Linked DNA regions of Homo sapiens: regions 2 and 3 are each linked to region 1. A link is a loop called in an ENCODE intact Hi-C map of the cell type or tissue named here. Cell type or tissue: mammary epithelial cell. All regions are shown on one strand. Links, peaks and the distances in the headings refer to the core of each region. The heading gives the core; the rest is flanking DNA. Region 1 overlaps SMAD1 (SMAD family member 1). Region 2 has its middle 8.3 kb from the start of MMAA. Region 3 has its middle 53 kb from the start of OTUD4.

Region 1 (10,150 bases), core at 1,284-9,283:
TGCTGGGTGACCTGTATAAAGTCATCTTCCATAATGGTGTGGGGCTTTGTGAGAATGGGTTTTTTTACCCCTACTTTCCTTTTTTTAAAGGCAGGGTAGGCCCAATTTCCTACACTTTAAGCACTCTGGGTCTCACAGGAAGAAGTTTGGAGCAGGTGATAGTTCAGTGAGATCTAATTTTACACACACAGTATGACTTTTCTAGTTTCATTTTCATGTTTTTTTACTGGATCTTATATCTTACAGCTTTCGGCAATACTTCTTCCACCTGTGGCTTTCCAGTTCCTCTCTTCTCTTTCTCCTTTCTTCCCTTTCTAAAATTTTCCAAACATCTTAGCTGTACAATAAATGCAAGAGCGCTTTATAGTAAATACATAGCATCCAGGTTTTATTATGCTATCTTTTTAGAGTGAAAATATACTTTCAATGTGTGGCCAAATAGGACATTAATCACTTACCAAAATGAAATTGCTACATGTTGTTGTTGTTGTTGTTGTTGTTGTTATTTGAGATGGTCTCACTCTGTCACCCAGTCTGGAGTGCAGTGGCTCAATCACAGCTCACTGCAGCCTCAACCTCCTTGCCTCAAGCAATCCTGCCACCTCAGCCTCTGTGTAACTGGGACTACAGGTGTGCACCCCTATGCCTGGCTAATTTTTTGTATTTTTTTTTTTTTTTGTGGAGATGGGGTTTCACCGTGCTGCCCAGGCTGGTCTTGAACTGAGCTCAAGCAACCTGTCCACCATGGCTTCCCAAAGTGCTGAGATTACAGGCGTGAACAACTGTGCCTGGCCTATTACTATTTTTAAAACATTTTGTTATGTTATTTTCTAGAAACCTCCTAGATACTGTATTAAGTAATGCGGTTAACTAAGATTTTTATCAGTCATACATCAGCCATCCCCAGTCTTTTTGGCACCAGGGACCAGTTTCATGGAAGACAATTTTTCCACAGGGGATGGGAAAGGGATAGTTTCAGGATGAAACTGTTCCACTTCAGATCATCAGGCATTAGATTCTCATAAGGAGCACGCAACCTTGATCCCTCCCATGCACAGTTCACCATAGGGTTCATGCTTCTATGAGAATCTAATGCTGCCGCTGATCTAACAGGAGGTGGAGCTCAGGCTGTAATGCTTGCTCACTCACCTCCTGCTATGTGGCCTGGTTTCTAACAGGCCACGGACTGATACTGGTCCATGGCCCCGGGGGTTGGGAACTCCTGTTGTACAGGACCTAGAGAATAGCTAGCTAACTAGCCAAAGTTTAAATCCATGTATATTTAAGTTTCTGTGTTGAAGCTGCACAGGTGCCTTTGAGCTGTAAAAATTAATAATAACTAAATGGTATGCTTTGTCTTCCTATAGGAGTTCATCTTTATTATGTTGGAGGGGAGGTGTATGCCGAATGCCTTAGTGACAGTAGCATCTTTGTGCAAAGTCGGAACTGCAACTACCATCATGGATTTCATCCTACTACTGTTTGCAAGATCCCTAGTGGGTGTAGTCTGAAAATTTTTAACAACCAAGAATTTGCTCAGTTATTGGCACAGTCTGTGAACCATGGATTTGAGACAGTCTATGAGCTTACAAAAATGTGTACTATACGTATGAGCTTTGTGAAGGTAAGTGAGCTCCGACTCCTCCATTTAGGGCCTAACATACTTTTGCTGTGCTTTTTTTTTTTTTTTTTGGCGATATATGAATCTATATCCTCTTGATAACATATTATCATATTAGCTGACTTATTATCTAGGCATTTTTAAACTTTAACAAAAATTTCAATTATTAGGAAAATATCATTGGAACATAGGAGTACTTGTATTAAATATCAATAGCAGTAGGTTTTACTAGCCTTTTCCTTATTCAGATAGCACCGCTTTAGCTATTGTATTACCAGTAGAATATGTTATGTTATATATTTAACATATAATTTAAATACATGGTTGTTTTACGAGATCAGTTGAGTAAGCATATCTTCCTTCCTTTTCATTCTTTGTTTTTTGTACTTTTATGATGGTAATGCTTGTTTTTGTTTCAACAGTAAGCAAGTGATCTTTTTGTAAAAATTAAAGTTCATCACATTGGAAATTGTGTTTGGTCAGGTTTTTTTTAGTGGTTTCAGTAAGCTTCATGATTTTCTTACAATTCAGAAGTTAATAAGGCCCTTGCCCAAGATAAATAGATGCCTTAGCTCAAAGATTGCATTGTAAGGTTTGATGAGGGAAGAGGTTAAAGACATTGCTCATAATAATTGATCTTTTTGCTGTCTCATGTTCTGCCTCTGAGAAATAAAAATTTTTAAGATGCCATTGAAATCTTAAAAACCTTAAATGTCTGATTAGATTTCTGAGTCAGTGACTTTTCTAGTAACTGACCTGTCTCTGAATTCTCAAAAATAAATTTCATTCTCTCGTACTTTGAGAAACAGAACTAATTATATGTTTGAGTGAGGCAATTATCTTTTATGTCTTCTCTTCAGAAGCTCACCAAACTTGTTGTTAAACCTGTTTTGTAATGTATTTATTACTGAGGATAATTTTGGAGCCTTACTTGTTAATCATCCCTTAGATCAAAGATATCTTTTCCTGAATATAGTTACTTTTCCTACTTATTTAAAGCATCTTAGATTTTCAGTGTGTTCCCTTAGTGTTTGTTTTTGTGTGTTTGTTTGTTTGTTTGCTTGTTTGCTTTTTGCAGTATACTTCAACAGTTATTTGTAGTTGAGTCTGGTACCTTGTTAGTATTAAGAAAATTTTTTTACCCTTTAAAGAGGTTAACCTATATGTTATGTACATATGGGACTACAAAGAACTATCTTATTCATTGTTAACATGTGCTGTTTAATTTTTGACTTAGCATTTGGCTCAAATGATTTTTAAAATAAGAACAGTGACCTGCCAGAAGTGTTTTTGTTTATTGTTTTAATTGGTATGGAGGAAAGAACAGCTCTTGAGAGTCGAGATGCGGTTTCCAGTTTTTTCTGCCATTTTAACTGTGTGATTAAGGCACAGATTTCTTCTCTGGTTCTCAGGTTTATCGTCTTTGAAATGGGGGTGGATGGAGTTGAGAACTGTGGTAATTATTACTGAGGTCCCTCAGTGAGTCTGTTATTGAAGGACCACTCTAAGAGAATTTATTACTTTAATGTTCCAATTAGCTTTCTGCTCAAACTCATTTCTTATTGTTTACCCAATCAATTTTAATTATTTTACTTTTGTAGAGTTTTAATAATTTACTTTTACACAAGTAAAAACAACCTTTACACTAATAAAAGGTATTTATAATGCAAAGTTATGCATTCAAAATTTATTAGATTTCATTCATTCAGCAGATATTTTAGCACTATTTCAGAGAAGTAATACAAAGATGAAAAAGCACCTAAAGTCTCTTATCATCAAGATCCTTATGCCCTAGTATATCTTTAATTATAATCTGATAAGCACTAGAATGGAGAGTTATACAAGATATAATGAACTTAGCCTGGAAGTTGGATTTGGAGAGCTGAAGGTAAATATTATTTAAAAATCCTGCTGAATGTTAAAGAAAAGTTGTTTATCATATGTTAGCAACAAAAAATTTGCACACTGTTTTTACAAAACTGTTCTTTATTATAAGGACTGCATACTTTGTCCTCTCCCATTCAACATTTTAAAGAAATTAGAACATTTTACTAACAATAGCCAATCTTGTGCTGTTTTTAAAATGATCATTTTTGGATATTAACATAAAACACATTTTATAAATTATTTGTACTTTAAATTCTATGTCTGAAAATTCCAAGTCAGCTCAGCTGAACACATATTTATAGAGCTTCTGCTTTCTGTCATTATGCTGTATATTGGAGGTAAAGATAAATTCCTGCCTTCAAAGATCTTGCTATCTGATGGAGGAAACCTGCACATAAGCCTGTAAATTAATTTTAGGAGTTTGTTTATATTTACAAATGCATGAGTGTACATACATCTATGTAGATATATATATATCTACATAGATGTAGTTCATACAAGTTCTGATGTTCAGATATATTTTCTTTTTTCTTCTTTTTTTTCTTTTTTCTTAAGACAGTCTCGCTCTGTCGCCCAGGCTGGAGTGCAATGGTGTGATCTCGGCTCACTGCAACCTCTGCCTCCCAGCTTCAAGCAATTCTCCTGCCTCAGCCTCCCAAGCATGCTGGGATTACAGGCGTGTGGCCACCGCACCCAGCTAATTTCTATATTTTTAGTAGAGACAGAGTTTTGCCATGTTGTCCAGGCTGATCTCAAACTCCTGACCCCAAGTGATCACCTGCCTGAGACAGAGTCTCTCTCTGTCACCGACGCCAGAGTGCAGTGGCGTGATCTTGACTCACAACAACTTCCGCCTCCTGGATTCAAGTGATTCTCATGCCTGAGCCTCCCAAGTAGCAGGGATTACAGGGATACACCACCACACCTCGTTTTAGTAGAGACGGGGTTTCACCATTTTGGCCAGGCTGGTTTCGAACTCCCGACCTCAGGTGATCTGTCCATCTCGGCCTCCCAAAGTGCTGGGATTACAGGTGTGAGCCACCGCGCCTGGCCCCAGATGTATTTCTTAAAACTACGGGAGTAGATAGATAGCAGAAATAAATAGAACCCAACCTTCTCTGATATTCCTCATGAAACAGTGATTAAAGGATTAATCAGAACTTCACATTCATTGTCCACCCTCACCAATGAGTTTTTGATCTTTGCAGTAGCAGTTACTTTTCTCTTTTTCATAGTGACTTTATTCTATGGAACTGTATTGTCTTAATGCACTAATTCTGCCAAGCTACCTTCTTGTACAAATGAATGATAGAATGTATTGATTCATGGCAATGGCTAGGTGTCAATAATAGCTTTTTGGATACTTGAATGTACTCCTGCCCGTTTTGCTCAGAGATTGAAAGATCAAGAGCTGTGTGTTGATAGGGGGACCTTCAGTGGCTGAATAGGGAAGAAATTGAATGTCATTCTGTCTAGCATAGCTTTTTTGTTTTATTTTCTTGATGATAAAATGAGAATTTAATAATAGCTATTACATTACTATCAGTAATGGGCAATTAAAAGTTTTAAAGTGTCTTTATTAAGATAACTTTATAATGTATTTTAAAACCTTCATTCCTCAAGACCAGCAATTCTTATTGGAATCCATGGATGGACCCTGGGGAGCTAACATCCATCCCTTGAAATTGCCTGCGAAATTATGCGTGCGTTTGTGCATGTGTGTTTTTTTCTCCCCAGGGGCGGGGGGGTCAGGGAGGAAAGATGCATAGCTTTAATCAGAGTCTTTGGTTATGTGAACTCTTCTTACTTAATAAGTTTAACCACTGAGTTAAACAAGTTAAATGACCTCCAGTATGTTTTTCCTAGGGCTGGGGAGCAGAATACCACCGCCAGGATGTTACTAGCACCCCCTGCTGGATTGAGATACATCTGCACGGCCCCCTCCAGTGGCTGGATAAAGTTCTTACTCAAATGGGTTCACCTCATAATCCTATTTCATCTGTATCTTAAATGGCCCCAGGCATCTGCCTCTGGAAAACTATTGAGCCTTGCATGTACTTGAAGGATGGATGAGTCAGACACGATTGAGAACTGACAAAGGAGCCTTGATAATACTTGACCTCTGTGACCAACTGTTGGATTCAGAAATTTAAACAAAAAAAAAAAAAAACACACACACCTTGGTAACATACTGTTGATATCAAGAACCTGTTTAGTTTACATTGTAACATTCTATTGTAAAATCAACTAAAATTCAGACTTTTAGCAGGACTTTGTGTACAGTTAAAGGAGAGATGGCCAAGCCAGGGACAAATTGTCTATTAGAAAACGGTCCTAAGAGATTCTTTGGTGTTTGGCACTTTAAGGTCATCGTTGGGCAGAAGTTTAGCATTAATAGTTGTTCTGAAACGTGTTTTATCAGGTTTAGAGCCCATGTTGAGTCTTCTTTTCATGGGTTTTCATAATATTTTAAAACTATTTGTTTAGCGATGGTTTTGTTCGTTTAAGTAAAGGTTAATCTTGATGATATACATAATAATCTTTCTAAAATTGTATGCTGACCATACTTGCTGTCAGAATAATGCTAGGCATATGCTTTTTGCTAAATATGTATGTACAGAGTATTTGGAAGTTAAGAATTGATTAGACTAGTGAATTTAGGAGTATTTGAGGTGGGTGGGGGGAAGAGGGAAATGACAACTGCAAATGTAGACTATACTGTAAAAATTCAGTTTGTTGCTTTAAAGAAACAAACTGATACCTGAATTTTGCTGTGTTTCCATTTTTTAGAGATTTTTATCATTTTTTTCTCTCTCGGCATTCTTTTTTCTCATACTCTTCAAAAAGCAGTTCTGCAGCTGGTTAATTCATGTAACTGTGAGAGCAAATGAATAATTCCTGCTATTCTGAAATTGCCTACATGTTTCAATACCAGTTATATGGAGTGCTTGAATTTAATAAGCAGTTTTTACGGAGTTTACAGTACAGAAATAGGCTTTAATTTTCAAGTGAATTTTTTGCCAAACTTAGTAACTCTGTTAAATATTTGGAGGATTTAAAGAACATCCCAGTTTGAATTCATTTCAAACTTTTTAAATTTTTTTGTACTATGTTTGGTTTTATTTTCCTTCTGTTAATCTTTTGTATTCACTTATGCTCTCGTACATTGAGTACTTTTATTCCAAAACTAGTGGGTTTTCTCTACTGGAAATTTTCAATAAACCTGTCATTATTGCTTACTTTGATTAAAAATTTGTCATTTCCTTTATTCACCTACTAGATTTTAGGATCAGTAAAGTTTGCTACTCTTCTGAGAATTTTTTTCTCAAATATCCTCCACCAAACATGAATGAAATTACTAATACAGAGACTCGAACACAGCAGCATGAAGAGACCGGAGCCAATTTAAATCAAAACAAAGGACATGTACACCTTGAAAAATTGAGAAAAACTACCAAAATCTAAGTGTATAAACTTTTTAATTTTAGAAATTACAGCAGCAGCACTTTTTGGTTAGTACCATGCAGTCAACCAAAGCAGCAATTTCTAAACTTCAGATGAAGATACAAGCGTGACTGTGGGAGGAGGTAATAAAGGGGGAGGGATGAGAACTCACACTGCAGCAGGAGAAGATGACTACCTTTGCAGTCTACTTAAGGCTGGGATGATCCCAACACTACCCATTCCCCCACAAAAAAGTTTACCAATGAGGGACACAGATTGAAGGACACTTAGATTATTTCTTGGCCCAATAGATGCTATTCTTTCTCCTTTACATTTTTATGTGTCTTTCCTGGAGTGTGTTTATGAGACCTGAAATTTAAGGACCATCCCTTTTTAAACCTAGTTTTAAAGAAAAGAATGCCTTGCTTTTTCACCCCCAAAATACATTTATTCCCTAAACTATGACCAAGGAAAAATTTCTACTGCTGCTTTTTGTGTCCAAAAAACATCATGATATAATTAGAGAACGCCCCAGACAGAGGTCCTACATTATAACACAAATTCATGCACATCTTTGCTGGGTCACTTAACTTCTGTGAATCTCTGTTTCTTCATTTGTCAAGTGGAAATAATATAGTTGTGCCTTGTCACAAAATTGAGGTGAAGATGCCTTAAAAATGCATCTGCCATGCAAGTATGGGGATCACTTGAACTCTCCCATACGCTCTATTTTCCACTTACCTAAGTCATTTCAAGCTCAGTCAATCTAGATAATAGTGACTGGTGAGATATAATAAAAGTTGATATTAAAATTATTAAGCTTAACAGTGAAGTAAAGAGATAATGCAGGCTAGGATTCCTCATCCTTTTCCTAGTGAAAAGCCAATTTTGAGTTCCCATGGTTGCCTGGTGGGACAGTTAGGCAAGTTGTTAGTTGGGTGTAGCAATGCTGGTAGCCAGCTTGAAGTTCTATCAGATAAAACACCAGGATCATCCAGTAAATTGAAATCTCCTGGTTGGGGACCTGTGGAGTTTGCAACATGGTGCATAAGTAGGTCCCTCATGGTTAAGTGCAACTCTATGTATTTTTGGTGAAATCTTAGGAAGACCATTGTCATCAGCCATAGGAGGCTATTAAGTCTCTTGGAAAGGTTTAATTAAAGGAATGGAAAAAATCAACTATTAGAAGTGGAGGGCCCTAGAGCTCTTGCCTCATTCTTGATTTAATAGTATTTGACTTCCATCAAGTTTTTTAGTTTTTCTGCACCTGTTTCCTTATCTGTAAAATGGAGACAATAAAGCCTACCTCCTGGGGTTATCATGAAGTTTAAGCCGATACATGCAAAGCAATTAGAACCTCTTAATAAGTGTTAATACAGCCAGCTAAATCTGGCTGGGAAGACACCTGAAAGGAATTTCATTCAAGAGATGTTTGATGAAGACCTACTTACCTTTGAAGTATTTAATAAACACAGTGGAAGATTTTATCTTTGAGGAACTCAGAGTCTAGAGAGAGAAACCTGGAGAAAGAAAACTAGCAATGCTTGAGTGCCTAGCCTATTGTGTTCCAGGACTCTGCAAGGGATTCCCAAACATTGTCTGTCATCCTCCCAAGGACATATGAGATACTACTCTGTCCCCAACTCCTTATACCATTTTTCTTGCTTTTTTTTTTTTTTTTTTTTTTTCTTTTTTTTTGAGAAGGAGTTTCGCTCTTGTTGCCCTGGCTGGGGTACAATGGCGCAACCTCGGCTCACCACAACTTCCGCCTCCCGGGTTCAAGTGATTCTCCTGCCTCAGCCTCCCGTGTAGCTGGGATTACAGGCATGCACCACCATGCCTGGCTAATTTTGTATTTTTAGTAGAGACGGGATTTCTCCATGTTAGTCAGGCTGGTCTTGAACTCCCGACCTCAGGTGATCCGCCCGCCTCAGCCTCCCAAAGTGCTGGGATTACAGGCATGAACCACTGCACTTGGCAGTCATTTTTCTTATAAATGAGGAAATTTAACTCAGAAGCTAAATAAGTTGCCCAAAGTCACCTAGCTAGTTAGTGTGGAAGAGTTTCAATTCAGATCTGACTTTAAAATCTAGAGTTAATTCTATTAAATACTATATTCTTCTTTCTCGTGAGTTTACAGTCACATGTACTTACTATAAAATAAAGTAGAATGAAGAGCACAGAGGGAAGAAGAAGTAGTTCAGACTTGGTTGGATGGAGATCAGTGGAGTTTTTACAGAGGAAGTGGCATTTAAGATTGAGCTTGAATGATGGGAAGCATTTTGATAATTGGAGGAACTTGTGGGCAGGAGAAGACTCCAAGACAGATACCTGTTGTTTGCCATGCCCCAGCATCTACCCCCCAATTTTTAAAGATGTGCCTCCCGGCCTCAGGGTGACTGGGATTTATCATACTGCATGACATATCCCCTCTGGCTACTGTTGGGAATCTGCTCTTTGGGAATTCTGGAGCTAGAAGTAAAGTCTCTGCATGGCTGAAGATACAGTAAACCTTAGGCATTGTCCCCTGTCATCTCACCTGCTACATGGGCTGGAGACAAGAAAGAAGAGACAGAAATCTCAGGGCATCCAGTGTCCTGGGCCTAGGATTTACCAAGACCTGCCACATTTCTGTTCTTTGCTGTCCTTGGATACACCAGAATCTGTACAGATGCCCCCCTCCCCTCGCCTTTTGCTTAGTGTAGTTTCAGTTGGGTTTTTGTTCCTTAGAAGCAAATGAGGATTAAGTAATACAGTATGAAAATGTTTGACTTTTTAAAAAAAGATCTTTTTTAAATAGATCATTTTCTTTTAACCAAAATAATACTTGTTCATGAAAGATTTTTAAAGTATGGAATAAACAAGCAGAGTCACGCAGCGGAAGCGTACCAGGCCCATAAAGTACGGGATGAACAAAAAGAAGAAACCTAAAATTACCTGTATTAACCCATGATAATTGAATTAGTTTATCCTTGCACTAGGTGATGATAACCTGGCATAGAGATAGCATGCTATAGGAAATGCAAGTCTAGAGGTTAGTTGGATTACTTGCTTAGTAAAAAGATGATGATTGACTCCATTTTTAAAGCAGTTATTGAGTACTAATCCTGTGTTAGCCACTGTATTAGGTGAAAAAAGTGAATAAATCTCAGCCCAGCCCTCAAGGGGCCTGAACTCTAATGGGAAAGACAGACAAGT
Region 2 (10,150 bases), core at 765-8,764, 53 kb after region 1:
AATGAAGAAGCTCTAAGCTCTGTGTTACATAAACTCTGGTTTATACTTCCTACTTCTTTTTGTCTCTGTATTCTGAATAGTTCTTACCAATCTTCAAATTCACTAATTCTCTTTTCAACTTCTTCTTGTGTGTTGTTAATTCTATCCATTGAGTTTTATATTTCAATTGTTATATTTTTTATTTCTAGAAGTTTGCTTAGTTCTCTTTTAAATATGCTAGGTTTTTAAAAAAATAGTTTCCTATTCCCTGAAAATACTTGGTTTTTCATTTTCAAAGCATAGTCATTTTATTTCCTGTAACTGGAATATTACAATATCTAAATTAATTGTATATTTGTTTCTGCTCTTTGTTGTTTTTTGCTGGGTCTTGTGCATAGTGACTTATTTCCTTGTGGTTCTTGGTTACGTTTGTCTGTGAGTTGCTTTTTGTTTTTCCTTGGAAAATTATTTTTGAGTTGTCTTAGAGGCCTAAAGTCAAGATGCCTTTGCCTCTGACTAGTGCATAGAAACACCATCAGTTTGGAAACAACTTAAAATTATGGTTTAAAGTTTTTTGGACTACCTTGGTGTTGTAAATACTGTGTGAAAAAGCCTGATGCATTCATATGCTCACAACTTTTCAGGGGTGGTTATTTTCCAGCCCTGCTCTGCTTAGAGCCAAGTTAACCTTCCTGGCAGAGGTGGAGCAGGTTCATTTCTGGTTTATCTTTTTTCCTGAGGGAATATCGTTTTGGTATCTTGGCTTTATGGCAGAAGGGCCTCCTTTTAGATCTTCACATTGTTCATCTCAAGTACACACTAGGCTTTGAGTTCTGTTTTCCGTGCTCTACAAGGCCACTGAAACCAAATTCGCTTGGTTTAGCAAATGCTTTTAGGGCAAAAGCAGTTTCAATGCTGTGCTCCTACCTTGGGTCTTTCCTCTTTTTAGGTTTTGCCCTGGAAATGTCTTACTACCTTATCATATCTTTATTGCTTAAAAGGATTCACTTTTCATGTGCTATACAGCATTTTAAGTTATTCTTTCCTTCAGCCGGGAATGTTGGTCTGAATAACCCAGCCTGCCATACAGCTGGAAGTGGAAATCTTCTTTTGTAATTATAAAAGCATATCCAAGTGTTTCTATCCCCCTTTTCATTCCTAATGTATTAGGTATTTGTGGTGTGTGTGTGTGTGTGTGTGTATTTGTGGTGTGTGTGTGTTTGTGGGTCTGTGTCTCTGCGTGTGTGTGTTTCTTAATTAGAAATCTCCAGGGCATTTATCTTTTTTTGAGACAGGGTCTCACTCTGTCATCCAGGCTGGAGTGCAGTGGCACAATCATGGCTCACTGCAGCCTCATCCTCCCAGGCCCAAGCAATCCTCCCACCTCAGCCTCCCAAGTAGCTGGGGGACCACAGGTGCATGCCATCATACCTGGCTAATTTATTTTTATTCTTTTTGTAGAGACAGGGTCTCACTATTTTGCCTAGGCTGATCTCTAACTCCTCGGCTCAAGCAACTTCCCACTTCAGCTTCCCAAAGTGCTGGGATTACAGGCATGAGTCACCGCCCTCTGTCTTCAGGGCATTTTTGTATTATTTTTTCCTTCAAAGACACAACTTTTGGTATACTTATAACTGTAATGGCTTTTATTTAATAATTCTTTAATTTTTGTCTTTATTTTTCTAATTTCCTTTTCCTTAAATAATATATTTTGTTTGAGTTCATCTTCACATGCATCCCATTTGTTTTGTAATTTTATATACTTCTTTTCTAAAGGAGCAATAATTATTGTTTTTATTTCCTTTTTGTCATATAACTTATTTGGGATAATCTCCTTCCCAAATTTCTAAATGATTGCTTTTTTCCCCTTGTTTAATCATTTGTTATTCATTTTTATTGTATTTTATTACTTTTAGAGAATGTGATCTAAGTTTTAGATTATTTTCTAAATACTGAGTTTTTAATGGCCTAATGTTATCAATTTTAGCATATATTCTACAGATCTTTGTCAAAAAGAAATAATCATATTTAGGGTCTAACATTCAAGATATACATGAACATAAATAGGTAGATAGATATTAATCTTTTAAATTATAATCTTGGAATTTTTTTGACTACTTGATTTGTCAGGTCATTAATTCAAATGACACAGTTATAAAATGAGAATCTTTCTTAGGGGTAACATGTCTAAGCAAGTTGTTATCTACACATAAAGATATTTTCCCTTATATTACTTCAGAATATTTAATATTTTCATTAACTAACAATACTTGGCAAAGCATGTGATTAGTGTCTATAACAAGATTGTTTTTTCTCACTGTCAGATTTTAATCCCCTACTTCCCTTTCAACATTGAATACATATAAACTACGCCAGAATGGTCTTTCTATGTCTTCTTTCTCCAGTAAGCAACATGATGACCGTGGGGTTTTTTGGTGTATGTGGAAGGGGAAGGTGGGTTATGTTGTGGACTGGCATCTGTGTCATATTTTGTTCTTACCAACCATACAGTTAGAACAAAATGGGCAAGAGTGTAACCTCTGAGTAGGACTTTGGAAAGTACCCCCCCCCCCAACATCCTTAATCATTATAAGACTTATTTATAGGAGTAAAATAGTTTCTCATATAAAATTTGAAAACAGCATCTGCAATATAATCAGGCAGGAGGAAAATGGTATATTTAATCACATCACTCCAAGGCAACCATTAATAACTAGTTTTGCTTCTTTCCTTCTAATATTTCTTCTAGAATTGTTTTACATAATTGAGACTCTTCTGCTATTATATAATAGGCATTTTCCATTATTAAAAATTATTTAACAGAATCATGTTTAAATGCCTTGACAATATACTATTATTTACTTAATATTTCTTTAATATTAAACTGGCATTTCCAATATCTTTGTATTATTAATTATGCTTTGGTGAATTTGTTTTCTTTCTATCCTTTTTTTTGTTTTGTTTTGAGATAGAGTCTTGCTCAGGCTGGAGTGCAGTGGCGCGATCTCAGCTCACTGCAACCTCCGCCTCCCAGGTTAATGTGATTCTTCTGCCTCAGCCTTCCAAGTAGCTGCGATTACAGGTGCCCACCAGCATGCCTCGCTAATTTTTGTATTTTTGGTAGAGACAGTGTTTCACCATGTTGGCCAGGTTGGTCTCGAACTCCTGACTTCACGTGATCTGCCTGCCTCAGCCTCCCAAAGTGCTGGGATTACAGGCGTGGGCCATAAGTAACACAGTGGATCCCTAACTTTTGGGTGCATCCAAAAGCCCTGAAAGGCCTCATTCCCCAAGTTTCAGGTTCAGTAAAAGTCTGAGCGTGGCCAAATAATTTGTATTTCTAACATTTCAGGTGATGTCAATGCTGCTGGTCCAGGGACCAAACTTGGAGAATCACTGTAATAATGACATGTAAGGATTTGTTTCAATAATTTCTGAAAAGCAATGCTTCTTCCTTCTATTGTTGTTTCCATCTTTGATAATGCAGGGAAAAATAATACTTATTTTAGATTAGAAAAGGAAGTAGTAATGTCTATTAAAGGTTTTTAAAAATCTTTTAGTCATTGGCTTTTGCTAACTCGTTTGCACTGATTGTGGAATCTTACTGGAACCATTTGACCCTGGAGCTACATCACTATACAGCTGGTCTCATTTTTTTTAAGTCACCTGCCCTCATTTAATTCATTTCCTTTGGTGTTTTCCTTCCTGTGGAAAGTCTCTGACATCTGTCCTACATACTTCCTTATGAATACAAAAGCTCATCTTTTTTATTTTTAAGTTTTATGAGTCAATTACTCTTACCCTTTTTGTATTTGTGATGTTTTCATTCCTTATGTTTTCAAAAGACACTCTAGTCTATAATTATTTATGATTGCTCTTTAAAAAAATTTTTAAACATCTTTTACTACATTCTGTTGACATATTTAGGTCTGAGCCTAATGTCAAATACTAGCAGCAGATGACTTCTCACTTCACTGGCACCATCATGTGGTGAAATTGTGCGCTACATCGAAACATTTGCCAACATGGTGCCATTTCATCACATCTTATGTATAGATAACACTGAAATTGGAACTATCATAATAAGTTAGGGAATCTGAAATAATCCTGTTACTTTAGTAAATTCACAGAAAAGTAAGCACCAATGATTAAGTATGTGGACACTGAAGTCAATTACATGAGCTCAAAGCCAGACTTTTATACTATCATGTAACATTTGGGCACATTGGTTAATCTCCCTGAGTCTCAGTTTCCCTGTATGTAAAATGGGATAACAGTAGCATCTATCTCACAGGGATGTTGACAATAGCCATAAAATAGTTTAATAATATCAGCTGCGATTAGTTGTTACCATGCCATCACATTTGATTTTCCCTTTATGTTCATACCAAGAAAAGAAAATCAGACTTCCCCTGTGAGTTTAGAAAATTATACCAAAATGGAATAATTGTTTTCAGAATTATTAGAAGTAACATGAAGTTAAAAACTGTAAAAGATAAAGGTTGAAAAAACATTTAAATAAAAGTCATTTTTTTAAAAAGGCAACTTCTGGAAAGAAAGGTCTATGAACTCTATTTACCAAGTGAAATTTGAAAATTAATCTCATTATATTAAGCATAATCGACAGTCAAAATAAACAATTGTGAAGATGAGTAACTTAAAACCTTTTTAAGGGTCAAAAATACTTTTTAAAATTAAAAGTGATTTATAGTCCCCAATCCTCTCAATGATCTATTGAAAGAGAAATGTTTAATTTTATAAATCCTTGAAAGAGATACATGTGGGACAGATCTGTATGTTGGAAATCTTTCTATTAAAAAATAAATTATTTTATCACGATAATAGTGAGAGTAGAAGAAAGCATGCAGGGTTGCTGTGATTTGAATGTGTTCCCCAAAGTTAATGTGTTGGAGGCTTCATTTCCAATGCAATGGTGTTGAGAAGTGAAACTTTTGAGAGGTGACTGGGTCCTGAGGGCTCTACTCTCATTAAGGGATGAATGGAGCCATTATTGCAGGAGTGCATAATTGTCATGGGAGTGGAGTTCCTGATAAAAGGATAAGTTCAGCCCCCTTCCCTACTCTTTTCCCTTGCCTACTCTTTCCCTCTCTTGCCCTCCAAGCCTTCCACCATGGAATGATGGAGCAAGAAGGCCTCACCAGGTGTGGGACCCTTGATTCTGGACTTCCCAGCCTCCAGAACTGTAAGGAATAATTTCTCTTCTTTATAAATTACCTAGTCTGTGGCATTCTGTTATAGAAGCACAAAACAGACTAAGACATAAAATTGGTGTTGAGGAGTGGGGCTGTTGCTACAACAAATACCTGAAAATGTAGATGTGGCTTTGGAACTGGGTAACAAATAGAGGCTGGAAGAATTTGGAGGAGCAAATAGAAAAGCCTCGACTGCTGTGAATGGAGCACTGGGCAATTCTGGTGAGAAGACAAGAACTGTGAGGAGAGCCTAATCTTCTTAAGGATTACTTAAGTGGTCATGACCAGAAGGCTGGTAGAAATATGGACAGTAGAGGCCATTCTGATGAAGTCTCAGATGGAAATAAGAAACAATGCATTGGAAACTGGATTAAAAGCTATCCGTGTTTTGCAGAAAATTGTGATGGAACTGTGTCCATTTCCTAGGACTTTGTGGAAGGCAGAACTTAAAAGAGATGAACTAAAATATCTGGTGGAAGAAGTTTCTAAGCAGCAAATTATTGAAGGAGTTGCATGGATATGTTTAACTGTATACAGCAAAATAAGATAAAATGTAAGATATGAAAGCTACACACACACACACACACACAGAGAGAGAGAGAGAGAGAGAGAGAGGGAGAGAGAGAGAGGTGATTTAGAATTTATACCGAAAGGGAAGCAGAGCAGAAAGATTAGGAAAATTTGCAGCCTGGGCATGGAGAGTGTGTTGTCCAAAACACCACCAGAATGCCTAAATGGTAGAAAGGAGAGCTTTATTGGCAATATCAGTTTGCAAACTGAGAAGAATCAATGGCATGTGCTGAAGGTGCTCTTTTTTGAAGATGAAAAGGGCAGGTTGGCCCTTATGCCTCAAAGGGCTTGTGCAGTCATACATATTCGGCAGGTTTGGGGAAAAGCTATACATATTTATGTGGAGAGTTGAGTGCATGTGCAATAGGCAGGCATATATAATGTATAACCCATGTTCACTTTGGGGTGGGGTTTTGGCATTAAAATGGGGTGAAATTTGGCTCCATGTTAAAAGGTGAACTGTAGGATACGAAGACTGTGCACAGTCTCTATAAGCTTGCTGAAACTTGCTTAAGGTCTATACTTACTCATTAGGAAAGTGTGTTTATAAGGTAGGTCTTCTGTCCAATCAGAGTTGAAGTGGTCTGAGTTGTAAATCAGAGTTTATGAGGGCTCTTGATAATTTACATGAAAGCTCCTATTGTTAGGGAGTTTAATAAGAGTGTGTTTATTCTTATAGCCATAGGAATTTAGAAGTTATCATGTCAGCTGAGCACTGAACCCTCAAAGAAAAGTATCTGTTTCTTTAAACTTGGGGTCTGTCTTAGTTGATAAAGGGGCATCTCTTTTGGTTTCTCAGGTCACAAGTAAAATAGTGTCTTTAGGACAGCAAACCGAGGATATGGCCAAGCCACTATTTGCTAAAGAGGTTAGTATGGCTAGCAGGAAACCAGGTGATATTCATCAAGACCATGGAGAATGACCTGAAAGGAATTTCAGACATCTTTGAGGCTCCCTTCCATCACAGGCCCAGAGCTCTAGAACAGAATGGTTTGGGGGGACAACCCACAGTGCCCTCCGTGGGCTTGCTGCCCAGGGCGACTTCCAGACTCTGCTCCCTGTATGCCAGTGCTGTAATCCTGTCACCCCAGCAGTGGTTCAAGCAGGCCTGGCTGTGGCTCAGGTTGCCATTCCAGAGGACACAAGCGGTAAGCCTTGGTGGCATCATGTGGTGCTGATTCTGCAGATGTGTAGAATCCAAGAGCTGTGGGGACATGGTGACTTCCACCTAGATTTCAAAGAATGTGGACAGCCCAGTAGGTCAATGCCTAGTGGTCTTGAGAGTGGGGCAGCTCCCAAGACCACAAAACTGTAGGGCTACCAGCATGCAACTCCAACCTGGGAAAGCTGGAGGCATGAAATTTCTATCTGAGCACTGCTGGGTAGACAGTCCACCAAAGCGGTAGGAATGGAGCTGCCCGAGGCCTTAGGGACCCTGCCCCATCCTGGTGTGCCCAGGATGTGGGATATGGAGTCAAAAGAGATTATTCTCCAGCTTTAAAACTCATTTTTCTTATTGGATTTTAGACTTGCTTGGGTCCTGTTACTTTCTTCTTGCCTATTTTTCCCTTTTGGAATGGGAATGTCTATCCTATGCTGTCACAACATATATATATATTTGGAAGTAGATAACTTGTTAAATTTCACAGGTTCACAACTGGAAAGGAATTTGCCTCAGGGTGAATTGTGCCTTGAATCTCACCCATACATGATTTACATGAGACTTCGGTCTTTGGACTTTTGGACTGATGTAGAACAAGACTTTTGGGACAATTGGGATAGAATGAATGTATTTTGCATGGTGAGAAGTCATAAAGTTTGAAGACTAGGGGTGGAATGCTGTGGTTTGAATGTGTCCTCTGAAATTCACGTTAGAGGCTTGATCCCCAATGCAACAGTGTTGAGAGGTGATTAGGTAATGAGGCCTCTGCCCACATAAACTGATTAATGCCACTTCACAGGAATGAGTTGGTTGTCACAGGAGTGAGTTCCGCATAAAAGGATGAAGCCAGTCCCCTCCCCACCCACCCCTCTTCCCCTCTCTTGCCCTTCCGTTTTCTGCCATGGAATGACACAGCATTAAGTCCCTCACCAGAAGTGAGCCCCTCAACCTTGCACTTCTCAGCCCCCAGAACTCTAAGAAGTAAATGTTTATTTTAATCTTTATAAATTACGCCGTCTCAGGTATTCTGTTACAGCAGCACAAAATGGACTATTTCCCCCAACCCCTTCAACACCATGTATAATCATTAAATAGAATGAGTAATCTTGCCAGAACCACAATCTTACATTCAGTTTCCAAACTGTAGTTTCCCCCAGATAGTTAGCATTGTTCAATGAATTTTTGTTATGCCATTATGCAAATGTAGTCTATGTTCATTATCTCTGTACTTATTAAATTCATCAAAAGCTGTCCAGGAACAGATTTTCTGTTTTGTCAACTACACCCATAATCTTGTTCCCAGATTTTTCATCAGTATTTTCAGACTGTGAGGGAAGGAAAGCAAGAAATGGGAACAATTTCATGAATTTTAAATATGCTGTAACTCTGTTTTAGTACAATAAAATATATAACCGCCGTCTGCAGTTGCTTCCAGCATACCCCAATCTCAGGGCAGTGCCAGGTTAGTGCAGTTGGTTAGAATGTGGCAATATGTCCATAATTATTTCCCATGTGAATCAATTGGCTTGGCTGTGCAGAGAAGAATGTCTTCAGTGTCAATCTGAACTTTTGAGGCCAGCAGTCTGGAAAATCTGTGCCTTTGATTATTGAGATTTGGAGATTTCCAAAGAACTATTATTGACTGCTAATTCCATTGTGGTTGGAGAACAATACTTTGTATGATTTTCATCCTTATAAATTGAGACTTATAACCCAGAATATGGTCTTTCTTGGCACATGTTCAGTATGCATAAATATGGCACATCTCTCCATTTATTTAGCTCTTTCATTTAAGCAATGTTTTGTCACTTTAGGGTACAGCTCTTGCATGTCTTTCATTAAACGTATTCCTAGGTATTTATAATACAGATGCTCCTCAACTTATGATGAGGTTATGTCTGAATAAACCCATCCTAAATGGAAAATACTGTAAATTGTAGGGGGGTTTTCAACTTAATATTTTCAACTTATGATGGGTTTATCTGAATGTAACCCCATTGTAACCTGAGGAGCATTCTGAATGTCTATCACTTTCACATCATTATAAAGTAAAAAAAAATCGTAAGTGAAACCCTCATAAGTCAGGGATCATCTGTACTATTATAAATGGCATATTTTAACATGTCATTTTCCAATTGCTGCTTACTAGTATATAAAGTATTTTTTTAATATATACTGAGCTTTTACCCCATGACTTCAACATCCAGTAGACGTTGAAGATTTTCCACATGTACAGTCTACAAAAACAATTTATTTAGTAGCTTTGAAAAACAGATTTTCTACATAGACCACTGTGAATAGACAGTTTTGCACTTTTGTAATATTTATCTTTTATTATTTTAATTATTTATTGTACTGTCTAGAATTTCTGATACAAAGCTGAATAGAAGTGATGAGAGCCGACAGCTTTACCTTGTTCCCAATCTTAGGATTGGATATTTCACCATTAAGCATAATAGCTATTGATCTTTCATAGATGTCCTTTATAAAGTTCTCTTTTATTTCTAGTTTTGTGATTGTTGTCATCATGAGTTAGCAATAAAATATGTCAAATGCTTTTTCCGCCATTATTAAGATTTTCTCCTTTATTAATGTTGTAAATTATTGTTGATTAATGTTGGGCAAATCTTGCATTCTGGATAAACTGCAATTGGCGATTTTATTTTATTTTTTTCTGGGTTCAATTTGCCAGTATTTTCTATAGGAATTTTGCATCTGTATTAGTGAGTAATATTAATTTGTGTTTTTTTTCCCTCTAATGTCTGTTAGATTTTTCCGAAGGTTCTGCTGTTATTCCTTCCTCCTCTATTCTCTGAGTTTACATAAAATTGACATTGTGTGTTCTTTAAATGCTGGATAGAATTCACTAACGTGGATGGTTTTCTTTGTATTTTTAAATTGCGAATTCAAATTCTGTACCAGATGTACAAATACTCAGATTTTCTATTTATTCTTCAGTGTTTTGATAAGTTTTTTTTTTTTTTTTCAAAAAACTTTTTTTCTTGAGACAGAGTCTCGCTGTCATCCAGGCTGGAGTGCAGTGGTGCAATCTCAACTCACTACAACTTCTGCCTCCTAGGTTCAAGTGATTCTCCTGCCTCTGCCTACCAAGTAGCTGGGATTACAGGTGCGTGCCATCATGCCCAGCTAATTTTTGTATTTTTGGAGAGACGGGGTTTCTCCAAGTTGACATGGCTGGCCTCAAACTCCTGACCTCAAGTGATCC
Region 3 (10,150 bases), core at 1,230-9,229, 320 kb before region 1:
CCATTACTGGCGAGGAGCTGTGATCCTTTGGAGGAGAAGAGGCTCTGGTTTTTAGAATTTTCAGCTTTTCTGCTCTGGTTTCTCCCCATCTTTGTGGTTTTATCTACCTTTGGTCTTTGATGTTGGTGACCTACAGATGGGGTTTTGGTGTGGATGTCCTTTTTGTTGATGTTGATGCTATTCCTTTCTGTTTGTTAGTTTTCCTTCTACAAGTCAGGTCCCTCAGCTGCAGGTCTGCTGGAGTTTGCTGGAGGTCCACTCCAGACTCTGTTTGCCTGGGTGTCACCAGCAGAGGCTGCAGAACGGCAAATATTGCAGAACAGCAAATATTGCTGCCTGATCTTTCCTCTGGAAGCTTCGTCCCAGAAGGTCACCTGTCTGTATGAGGTGCCCATTGGCTCCTACTGTAAAGTGTCTCCCAGTTAGGCTACATGGGGTTCAGGGACCCACTTGGGGACAGTCTGTCTGTTCTCAGACCTCAAAGGCCATGCTGGGAGAACCACTGCTCTCTTCAGAGCACAGTTGGAAATGTAGAAATCACCTGTCTTCTGCATCAATCGTGTTGGGAGCTGCAGACCGGAGGTGTTCCTATTCGACCATCTTGGAATGGAACCCCCATTTAGATGCATTTTGACATATGCCTATGTTATGGTTTTAATGTGTCCCCCAAAATTTCATGTGTTGGAAACTTAATTGCCTTTGTAACAGTATTCAGAAGTGGGGCCTCTAAGAGGTGAAAGATTAATGCCATTATCTTGGGAGTGGTCTCCTGATAAACAGATGAGTTTGGCTTGATTTTCTCTCTGCCTTGTATGCTTCCTTGTCATTCTGCCTTCCACTGTGGGGTGACCCTTGGCAGATGCTAGAGCACCATGCTTTTGGACTTCCCAGTCTGCAGAACCATGAGTCAAATAAATCTAAGGGCTAAGGGGGCAATATGAGGGATTGGCAATTGGAAGCTGGCAAAGGCTGAATGTGCCAGACAAAAGTAGGGTCTTAGTGGGGGCACACAACTATTGCCATACTGTAGACCTGCAGGAAGCTAGCCAGGCCTCTGCTCCTGCCTGTTGACTTCTGGAACCAACTGGAAGCCAGAAGACAGGGGATCCATGATGCATTCTGCACAGCTCAGTCACCAGAGGTTCAAAGAAGAGCCAGAAAGAATAGATAGTGGGTCTGGAGAAGCATACAGAGAATATCCATGTACAGACTTCCAACAATACCCTGTTCTCCTTATACATTAATGCCTTAAACTACTCACTTCTGATCTAGAAAGTCATAATACATGGTTTCAATCTAGAGACTAGTGGTTCTCAAAATTTTCTTTCTATACTTTCCTAATGTCAGATTATTCTAGGAAGTAAACACTCATCCAGGAGCCACATTTCCCATCCCCTTGTATGTAGGTGACACATTGAGACTGAATTGACCAATGGGAGGTGAGTATAAAGGGTTTATCCCTCTTTCAAGCTTGGCTCATGAAAAACTGCATGTTTGATCATCCATGCTCTTTTCCTCTTTAAATTGGCTGGAATGAAGGCAAACTTTACTATTATGATGTTAGGAATCATATGTTGAAGATGAAAAGGTCAAAGATGGATGAAATCTGAGTCCCTGAATCACTATTTAGAGAGCTCATAGAAACAGAAATACTTGCACTGGAAGAAAAAATAAAATACATACAAGAAACTTATTCATTAGGGAGGCGCTATGGTTTGAAAGCTTATGTCCCCCTCAAAATTCATGTTGAAACTTAAATACCCAGTGCAATGGAATTAGGTATAGAGGGCCTGTAGAAGCTGATTAGGTCATGAGGGTGGAGCTCTCATTAGTGACCTTGGGGGTGGAGAGAACTAGTCAGGCCCTCTTGCCTGTCTTCCTCCCACCATGTGAGTATGCAACAACAGAGCACCACCTATGAAGCAGAGAGCTGACTTCACCAGACACAGAACCTCCTGGCACCTTGACCTTGGACTTCCCAGCATCCAGAACTGTGAGAAATAAATTCTATTTGTTATACATAAAAAAAAAAAAGAAGGCCTGGTGCAATGGCTTATGCCTGTAATTCCAGCACTTTGGGAGGCCAAAGCAGGCAGATCACTTGAGGCCAGGAGTTCAAGACCAGCCTGGGCAACATGGTGAAACCCCGTCTCTATTCAAAATGCCAAAAAATTAGCCAGGCATGGTGGTCCCAGCTACTTGGGAGGCTGAGACTGGAGAATCGCTTGAATCCGGGAGGTGGAGGTTGCAGTGAGCTGAGATGGCACCACTGCCCTCCATCCTGGGTGACAGACCAAGACTCTGTCTCAAAAAAACAAAAACAAACAAACAAACAAAAAACAAAGAGAGAGAGATTGGTGGTTCTTAATTCCTTTGGGGTCACAGATTTTAAGATGTGCATGTAAGTACTCACACAAATTTATGTACAATATTTTGCCTCCTCAGAGACAGATAATATTTTAGTAAATAATGAATTTGATTTTTTCACTTATATTCTCAGAAAAAAAAGTGGCCAATATGTAACAACTTAAAAAATAAATCCAAATTGTGTATTTAAAATTTAAAAAAAAGAAATTCAATAGGAAATTTCTGTTAACAAGGACATTCCAAAAGTACATGGATTTTTTTTTTTTTTTTAACTTCAATAAGAACAACTTTTGGAGCGGTCACTGGCAGGTTAACATGCCAACTTTTTCAACTTTGACATTCCACAGATGTCAACTCTAACACTAATGATAGAAAGTTATGAAATCTCTGACTTCCAAGGGTGAGTAATTGCAGATGGAATCAAAATTCCCATTGCTTGCTTGCTTTTTCAAGTAAGGATTGTATCAAAAAATACCAGAATTCTCAAACAGTTTATGAGTTAGATTCTATTTGTGCCTTTTTTTTTTTCCCCAGATCATTGAGAACATCTTTGTTACTGGCACTGTCTACATGGTATTTTGAGCAGAGTTTTGCAGTGTTTCCAAGTGCTGCAGTTTCTTCCCGCAGAGAGATGGCCACTACAGACTCTAGCTGCCAGAAGAATTTCCCCCAGATCTGGAAAGTTTCTACAGTTGCTTACCTCGAATATTCACATACAGAGAGGTACTTCCTCCAAAGTGCGGTTTTCCAACAACTCCATAATGGTGAGTATGAGACCTGTAGTTAGGAGTATGGGCTCCAAATTTAGACTACCAAGGTTAAAAGCTTTGCTCCACCCCCTTGCTAACCATGGTAATTTAAGCAAGTGACTTGCCTGTTTCTTCATCAGTGAGTAAAACAGTACCTATTTGATAGGATTATTATAGGAATTAGCTTAATTCAGATAAAACCTTATAATAGGGGCATCTGCATTTTTTAGTTGTTCAAATGGCCACATATATCTGGAAGACTATGAAAAAATCTCTTCCTTGCTGTTCGTTCTTCTGTTCATTCATTCATATATTTCTAAGTATTTACTGAGCACCCACTATGTGCTCAGCATTGTGCTGTGTGCCAGAGATACAATGATCAGCTAAAATAGAATCAGTGCCTGGCCTCATTGAGCCTTCAGTCTAATGGGGAAGACAGATATTAATCAAATAGTCATAAACACACATGTAAAGTTGCTGTGGAGAAAAGGTATATTGTTCTGTGAGAAAAAATAATGGAGACTTAACCAATAAGAAAACATTGTTTAATCTGCAATCTTAAGACTAAGTAGAAGTTATCAAAGAGTTACTTACCCCAAGTTCAATTAAGTTCTATTAGACTTAACTTCCAGACAGCTGATGAATTTCCATATAGCAAAAGAAAACTTCATAATCTGCTTTTCTAAGAAAACTTCTTGAAAAGACAGAAATGCAAGGCTCTGAAGCTAAATAGGTTGATGACTTTGTGGTTGCAAGCAAAATTTTATTTGGGATTTACCTTTGACACTAATGCAAGACAATCTAGAATGGAATGAATCTCATTGCTAGTTCTCCAAGCATGCATAGTATCAATGTTTCTTTGAGTGGAAATTTTGTTTGGCCAATAAAGTTTTTACAATTTCAACACCATAGGAGGCCTTTGAACTTTCTAAAAGTGCTCCCAAAATAGAAATCCTCATTTGATGCTGTTCTTGTGCAGATAACATGGGAACTGGACCTGGCTCTGCCAACAGATGTCAATACTTTCACGATGAAGAGAAATAGCGATTCCTTCATGATCTGCTTCAAAATATTGGAATAGATTTTAGTGATTCTGGAATGGATGAGAAGATTTGACAGAAGCATTGTTTTACTTTTTAAATTTTCCTTCAAATTACAAATCAGAATAACCATTTCCAGGACATTTTGCTTCAGCAAGGTCTTTTATTTAGTCGTGCAGCAAGCGATCTTGCAGGATGACTCAAGACAATACATCTTTGTGTTGGAGAAAATCCAAGTTTTTAATGCTTTCCAATTGACCCTTTTACTAAGGCAAAAGAGGCAGACTGTGCAGTGTATTTTCAGGATGTAAGGGATCACTTCAGCTTTGTTCGGTTCCTGCTTCCATAGGTAATATGTTCAACAATGCAAGCAAAATCCAAGGGGGCAGACAGAGATAAAGAGAGATTCTTGGCCAGGCGCGGTGACTCACGCCTGTAATCCCAGCACTTTGGGAGGCCGAGGCAGACGGATCACGAGGTAAGGAGATCGAGACCATCCTGGCTAACACGGTGAAACCCCGTCTCTACTAAAAATACAAAAAATTAGCCGGGCATGGTGGCAGGCGCCTGTAGTCCCAGCTACTTGGGAGGCTGAGGCAGAAGAATGGCGTGAACCCGGAAGGCGGAGCTTGCAGTGAGCCGAGATTGTGCCACTGCACTCCAACCTGGGCGACAGAGTGAGGCTCCGTCTCAAGAAAAAAAAAAAAAAAAAAAAAAAAAAAGCGAGATTTTTGCTGGGCACGGTAGCTCATGCCTGTAATCCCAGCACTTTGAGAGGCCAAGGCGGGTGATCATGAGGTCAGGAGATTGAGACCATCCTAACTAACACGGTGAAACCCCATCTCTACTAAAAATAAAAAAAAATTATCCAGGCGTGGTGGTGGGCGCCTGTAGTCCCAGCTACTGGGGAGCCTGAGGCAGGAGAATCGCTTGAACCTGGAGGCGGGTGCAGTGAGCTGAGATTGCGCCACTGCACTCCAGCCTGGGCGACAGAGCGAGACTCGGTCTCAAAAAAAAAAAAGAGGGATTCTTTTTTTTTGGTGATATATCCTAGCCTAAACTGATATTAAGGTATAAACAGATGTTCATAATCATGTTTCATTTTCAATTCATGTCAAAGAATGGCCTGGTAAATATTATAACAGGCCAATGACACCAATAATGTACCAAACTGTAATTTTGCATACTGCTTTTTACTTATTTATTATGAAACAATGCTTTCATAAAATGTTATACAAAAAGTTTTTCTCCCCAAAATATAGTTTTAAATATTGGGGAAGACGTACAAAAAAAGTATATTTTTCCCCAGGTTTGTGGATCCTCTAGAAGTCATCCATTAGTTCTCTGGCTTATAAACCAAGGGCTAACAACTTCATCTATCAATAAGGCTTTAATCTTCTGATACTAATCTATCTCTTCACTTTTACCTTCATCTATTAAGTATAATTGTCTGAAGTGAGACAGGAAATAATTAAAATAACTTGGAGCAGCAATTTCTAAACTGTGGTGCAAAGGGACACTGACGGCCCCTGGAAAAAACTCATCTTTCCCTTTGCCATTTCCTCCTCTCTCTCCAGACTTTTTTTAAAATCCCAATGTTTCTCTGAAATTGTGATGAATCTCTCAAGAGTTTTTGTGTATGAAGATTGACCACTTGCACATCTGAGAGAATATTGCCTTCTCCTAGCAGGGAGTTTTGACCTATGTGGGGTTTGGGAACACTTACAGCATTCAAAGATCCCCTTTAAAAGGGGTCTGGAACCCAAAGCTCCATTTTAATTTACACATCCTGTGTATCGTCTGTTACAGTTCTTTCTTTTCATGCTATGACTCTTCATCCTGCCCTTGCTCTGATTTTTACTGAAGACCAGCTACTTCAGCCTGTTCATGCATGATCACTTTTTCTGGTATTCTTTTTCCTTCCTCATGTTAAATCCTCATGTTCTTAAGTTTTCTAATTTGTGACCTTCTCATTTACTCTAAGCCTGGCCCTATATGGAGAGCTTCATCCTCCCAGCAGGGGTCACCATAGTTCCTTCCTGGAGAGCCTATAGGTATCATGTTAAAGAATCCACCCTCTGGTCTTTATACAGTTCCAGTTTCTATAGAACATTATAAACACTAAGGCTCAACATTCACATTGTATTCATGTCTGTCCTGATTTAATATTGACTAACACTTTAAACACTTTTTGAAGCAAGTAATGTTATTTTAAAATCGTATGTATTTGTTTTTGTTATAAATTCCTGGATGGACAGGAAAGATAACCCCCACATCATGCCTCATACATTGTAGATTAAAGTTCTTATCCTTAGATACAAATGTATAAAAAACAAAATTACTGTACTTTTTTGTTCTTTTTTTCTTCAATCTATACTTTCTCCTAATAAATTGGAGATATTTGAAGCACTTAGAAATTTGAAGCACTTAGAATCTAAGTATTTGAAGCACTTAGAATCTAAATGATGTAATATAAATAAGATTAAATTAGAATATATTTAATTGTTTTTTAGAATCAAGCATTCTCTTTAAAATTCTTTTCTATATTTATGCCATTTTAACTCATTGCATTGATTTTTAAAAAAATTACACAAATGAAAAAGAACCAGGAAAAGTTAGCTATGTGGTAGTTATGGAAACATAATAAAGTGATTATTTGAGTGAAACTCAGGGAGCAACTTGACTTAAACAAAGATATCACACCACCAATTCTACCTTCTCATTTGTGCATTATTAAATTAGATCATTCCTACAAGCATCAAATATACTATTGTTTTTCTAATCTTAAACAAATATGACTCTTTTTTTTTTTTTTTTTTTTGAGACAGAGTGTCACTCTGTTGCCCAGACTAGAGTGTAGTGGTGTGACCTTGGCTCACTGCAATCTTTGCCTCCTGGGTTCAAGCAATTCTCCTGCCTTAGCCTCCTAAGCAGCTGGGACTACAGGTGCGTGCCATCATGCCCAGCTAATTTTTGTATTTTTAGCAAAGACAAGGTTTTGCCATGTTGACCTGGTCTCGAACTCTTGACCTCAAGTGATCTGTCCACCTCGGCCTCTCAAACTGCTGGATTACAGGTGTGAGCCACCATGCCCAGCCAATACAACTTCTTTTGAGCCTACTTCTCCAGCTACTGCCCTGTGTCTCTGCCCTCCTCTGCAGCAAAAATTACTTGAAAAAGTTGCTTATACTTTCTGTCTTCTTCTTATTCAAATCAGGCTTTTCCCCACCTGCCCCTGAACTTGCTCTCGTCAGGGTAACCAGTGACCTCCATGTTGCTAAATCCAATGGCCGCTTCTCAGTTCTCCTCTAATTTGGCCTATGGGCAGCATTTGGCAAACATTTTCTTCACTTGCTTCCAAGACACCACAGAGGCTGGTTGTCCTGTTACTTAGTTGATCCTTCATGGCTGATCTCTTTCTGTATCCTCTTCCTCTTCCTGAACATTAGCATGCTAGAATTCCATAGGCTCTGGCATGGTCCTCTACTCTCCTCTACCTCCATTCACTTCCCAAGTGATCTCATCCAGTTCCATGACTTTAAATATCATCTGTTCCCTAAGAAATTTTGCTCAACTGCTGATAACAAAGATCCAATTACAGCAGCTTTGACACAAAATAGTTCATTCTCTTCCATATTAGGAGTCAGAAGGAGGCCATCCACAGCTGATATGGCATATTCACAAGGTCATCAGAAACTCAGGCTGCTTCTGACTTTCTGTTCCATCATCTTAGCACGTGGCTTATATTCTCAAGTCTGGGACTACAGGCACGCACCACCACATCCAGCTGATTTTTGTATTTTTAGTTGAGATGGGGTTTCACCATGTTGGCCAGGATGGTCTCAATCTCTTGATCTCGTGATCCTCCCACCTCGGCATCCCAAAGTGTTGCGATTACAGGTGTGAGCCACTGCTCCCTGCCTAAATGTGAAGTTCTAAGGGGGAAGAGGAAAAAGAATATTTGGTAAGTACCTAGTAGTTTCTGCCATAACATCAATATATCAAAGAGTCCCATATTCATATTTCCAGCCCTGCACTCTTCTCCAAGCCTCAAGACCACTTACTGTGCTTGGATGCACACTTGGCAACTAAAACTTAACATGAGCAAAGCATTGCCTTTGTAATGGAGACTCAAAGATGAATGACTGTGAGTTGAGGGAAGAATGAGGAGTGAGAAAGTGAAGACAGTGAATACAGTATAGAGAACTCTTTCAGGAGTTTTGATAGAAAGAAGAGCAGAGGAACAGAAAAATGGGAAGTAGCTGGAGGAGAATGTAAAATCTCAGGAGAATTTTGTTTCATTTTATAAAAAGAATAATATTTCAACCTATTAGTATAATAATGGGAGTGGTTTAGGAAAGAAGAAATGAATGACTCAGGGAAAGGGGAATAATTGTAGGAGTAAAGTCCTCAAGAAGACGGGGGAGACAAAATACAAAGCACAAATGAGATCAGCATTTGATGTAAATGACAGAGAAAGCAGAGTATGGGGGCACAACTTATAGGCAAGACGGCTCACTGAGTTTAAGCTTCGATAACGCACTTTGCTCCAAATACATGACAAAAATAGATCAAATGTAAAAAAAAGATAAGTCTAGGATAAAAAATAAGACAAACATCTCCTAAATGAAAATAGAACAAAAATGTCAAAGTGGCTAGACTGAAGTCACAAAGTTTATGGAAAATCCAGAAAGCATAAAGTACTGGTTAGGATTTCAGCTCCTGAGGGGCAGAGGACACTAAACTTGCTCCATGAGAAACTGAATCCAGTTTTACAGCTTGAAAACTCTTCTATTCTCAGGAGTGAGGCTGGAAAAAATTACATTTATTTATCTATTTTTTAGAGATGGGTTTCACTCTGTCACCCAGGCTGGAGTGTAAAGCTATTCACAGGTTCAATCATGGCTCACTGCAGCCTTGAACTTTTGGCCTCAAGTGATCCTCCTGCCTCAGCCTCCTGAATAGTGGGGACTACAGATGTGTGCCACCATGCCTGGCTCTGAAAAAATATTAAAACTCTGCATGACTTGTATTTGGAGATGTGGCTTTTAGAAAGCTGTGGACCTAAGGAGAAGGGGGTGCATAGATACAATCTCACAATCAAAAATTGAGTCAAAATACCTAATTGCTCTATGACTAGACCTATGGAGTCCTCAATATCACCTTGTAGACAAAATTTCAAGCTGGAACAGTTGGATTTGGTTTCTGATTGAAGGTCTGCTGACAGAATGAGTTCATGGTTAAGGCATGGGGGAAGGGCAGAAAAAAATGTTAAAAGCTTGCAAATGTTTCAATATGAGCCTGAAAAGCCAAATTCCAAAAAACATGGGTAGGTCTAATGCTCAGCAAGAAAGTCAACAAAATCAATAATTAGAATGTGAATTGCCTGTAGATAAAAATTAATTTTACCTCTGGAGCAGCTTGATAATCTTTTTTAAAAAAATTATTATTATACTTTAAGTTCTGGGATACATGTGCAGAACGTGCAGGTTTGTTACATAGGTATACACACGCCATGGTAGTTTGCTGCACCCATCAACCCATCATCTACATTAGGTATTTCTTTTTTTCTTTCTTTCTTTTTTGAGATGGGGTTTTGCTCTTGTTGCCCAGGCTGGAGTGCAGTGGTGCAATCTCGGCTCACTGCAACCTCTGCCTCCCAGGTTCAAGCGATTCTCCCATGTCAGCCTCTCACATAGCTGGGATTACAGGCTCCTGCCACCATGCTGGGCTAATTTTTGTATTTTTAGTAGAGACGGGGTTTTGCCATGTTGCTCAGGCTGGTCTTGAACTCTTGACCTCAGGTGATACGTCCACCTTGGCCACCCAAAGTGTTGGGGTTACAGGCGTGAGCCACTGCAACCAGCCAGGTATTTCTCCTAATGCTATCCCTCCCTTAGCCACCTACTCCCTGACAGGCCCTGGTGTGTGATGTTCCCCTCCCTGTGTCCATGTGTTCTCATTGTTCAACTCCCACTTATGAGTGAGGACATG

Evidence for each region. Hi-C counts contacts between places; a loop is a spot of excess contacts. Peaks named below come from ENCODE experiments on the same cell type or tissue, not always from the same donor. Only the 100,000 strongest peaks of a DNase experiment are listed, where the experiment ranks them.
Region 2: a loop joins it to region 1, with 8 times the contacts of the local background. A loop is called at or near these places in 17 of 110 quality-filtered maps.
Region 3: it touches region 1 in a loop (10-fold over the local background); 75 of 110 quality-filtered maps call a loop at or near these places.

Annotation. Positions count from the first base shown.
Region 1 is chr4:145,552,417-145,562,566 of GRCh38, forward strand. SMAD1 (SMAD family member 1) reads left to right here. Exons shown (of 7, transcript NM_005900.3): 6 at 1,368-1,624; 7 at 5,375-6,760. The coding sequence ends at 5,518. Among named protein-coding and RNA genes, the nearest start is that of SMAD1-AS1, 40 kb to the left of the region's middle. In mammary epithelial cell, for the core only: a CTCF peak has its summit at 5,424 (motif pointing left); a DNase peak (open chromatin) is centred at 5,515; H3K27ac peaks cover 372 bases.
Region 2 is chr4:145,606,038-145,616,187 of GRCh38, forward strand. No RefSeq gene overlaps it. Among named protein-coding and RNA genes, the nearest start is that of MMAA, 8.3 kb to the right of the region's middle. In mammary epithelial cell, for the core only: a CTCF peak has its summit at 3,963 (motif pointing left); no DNase peak of the experiment used is centred there.
Region 3 is chr4:145,228,113-145,238,262 of GRCh38, forward strand. No RefSeq gene overlaps it. Among named protein-coding and RNA genes, the nearest start is that of OTUD4, 53 kb to the left of the region's middle. RefSeq lists a silencer at 6,155-6,254. In mammary epithelial cell, for the core only: a CTCF peak has its summit at 6,180 (motif pointing right); no DNase peak of the experiment used is centred there; H3K27me3 peaks cover 227 bases.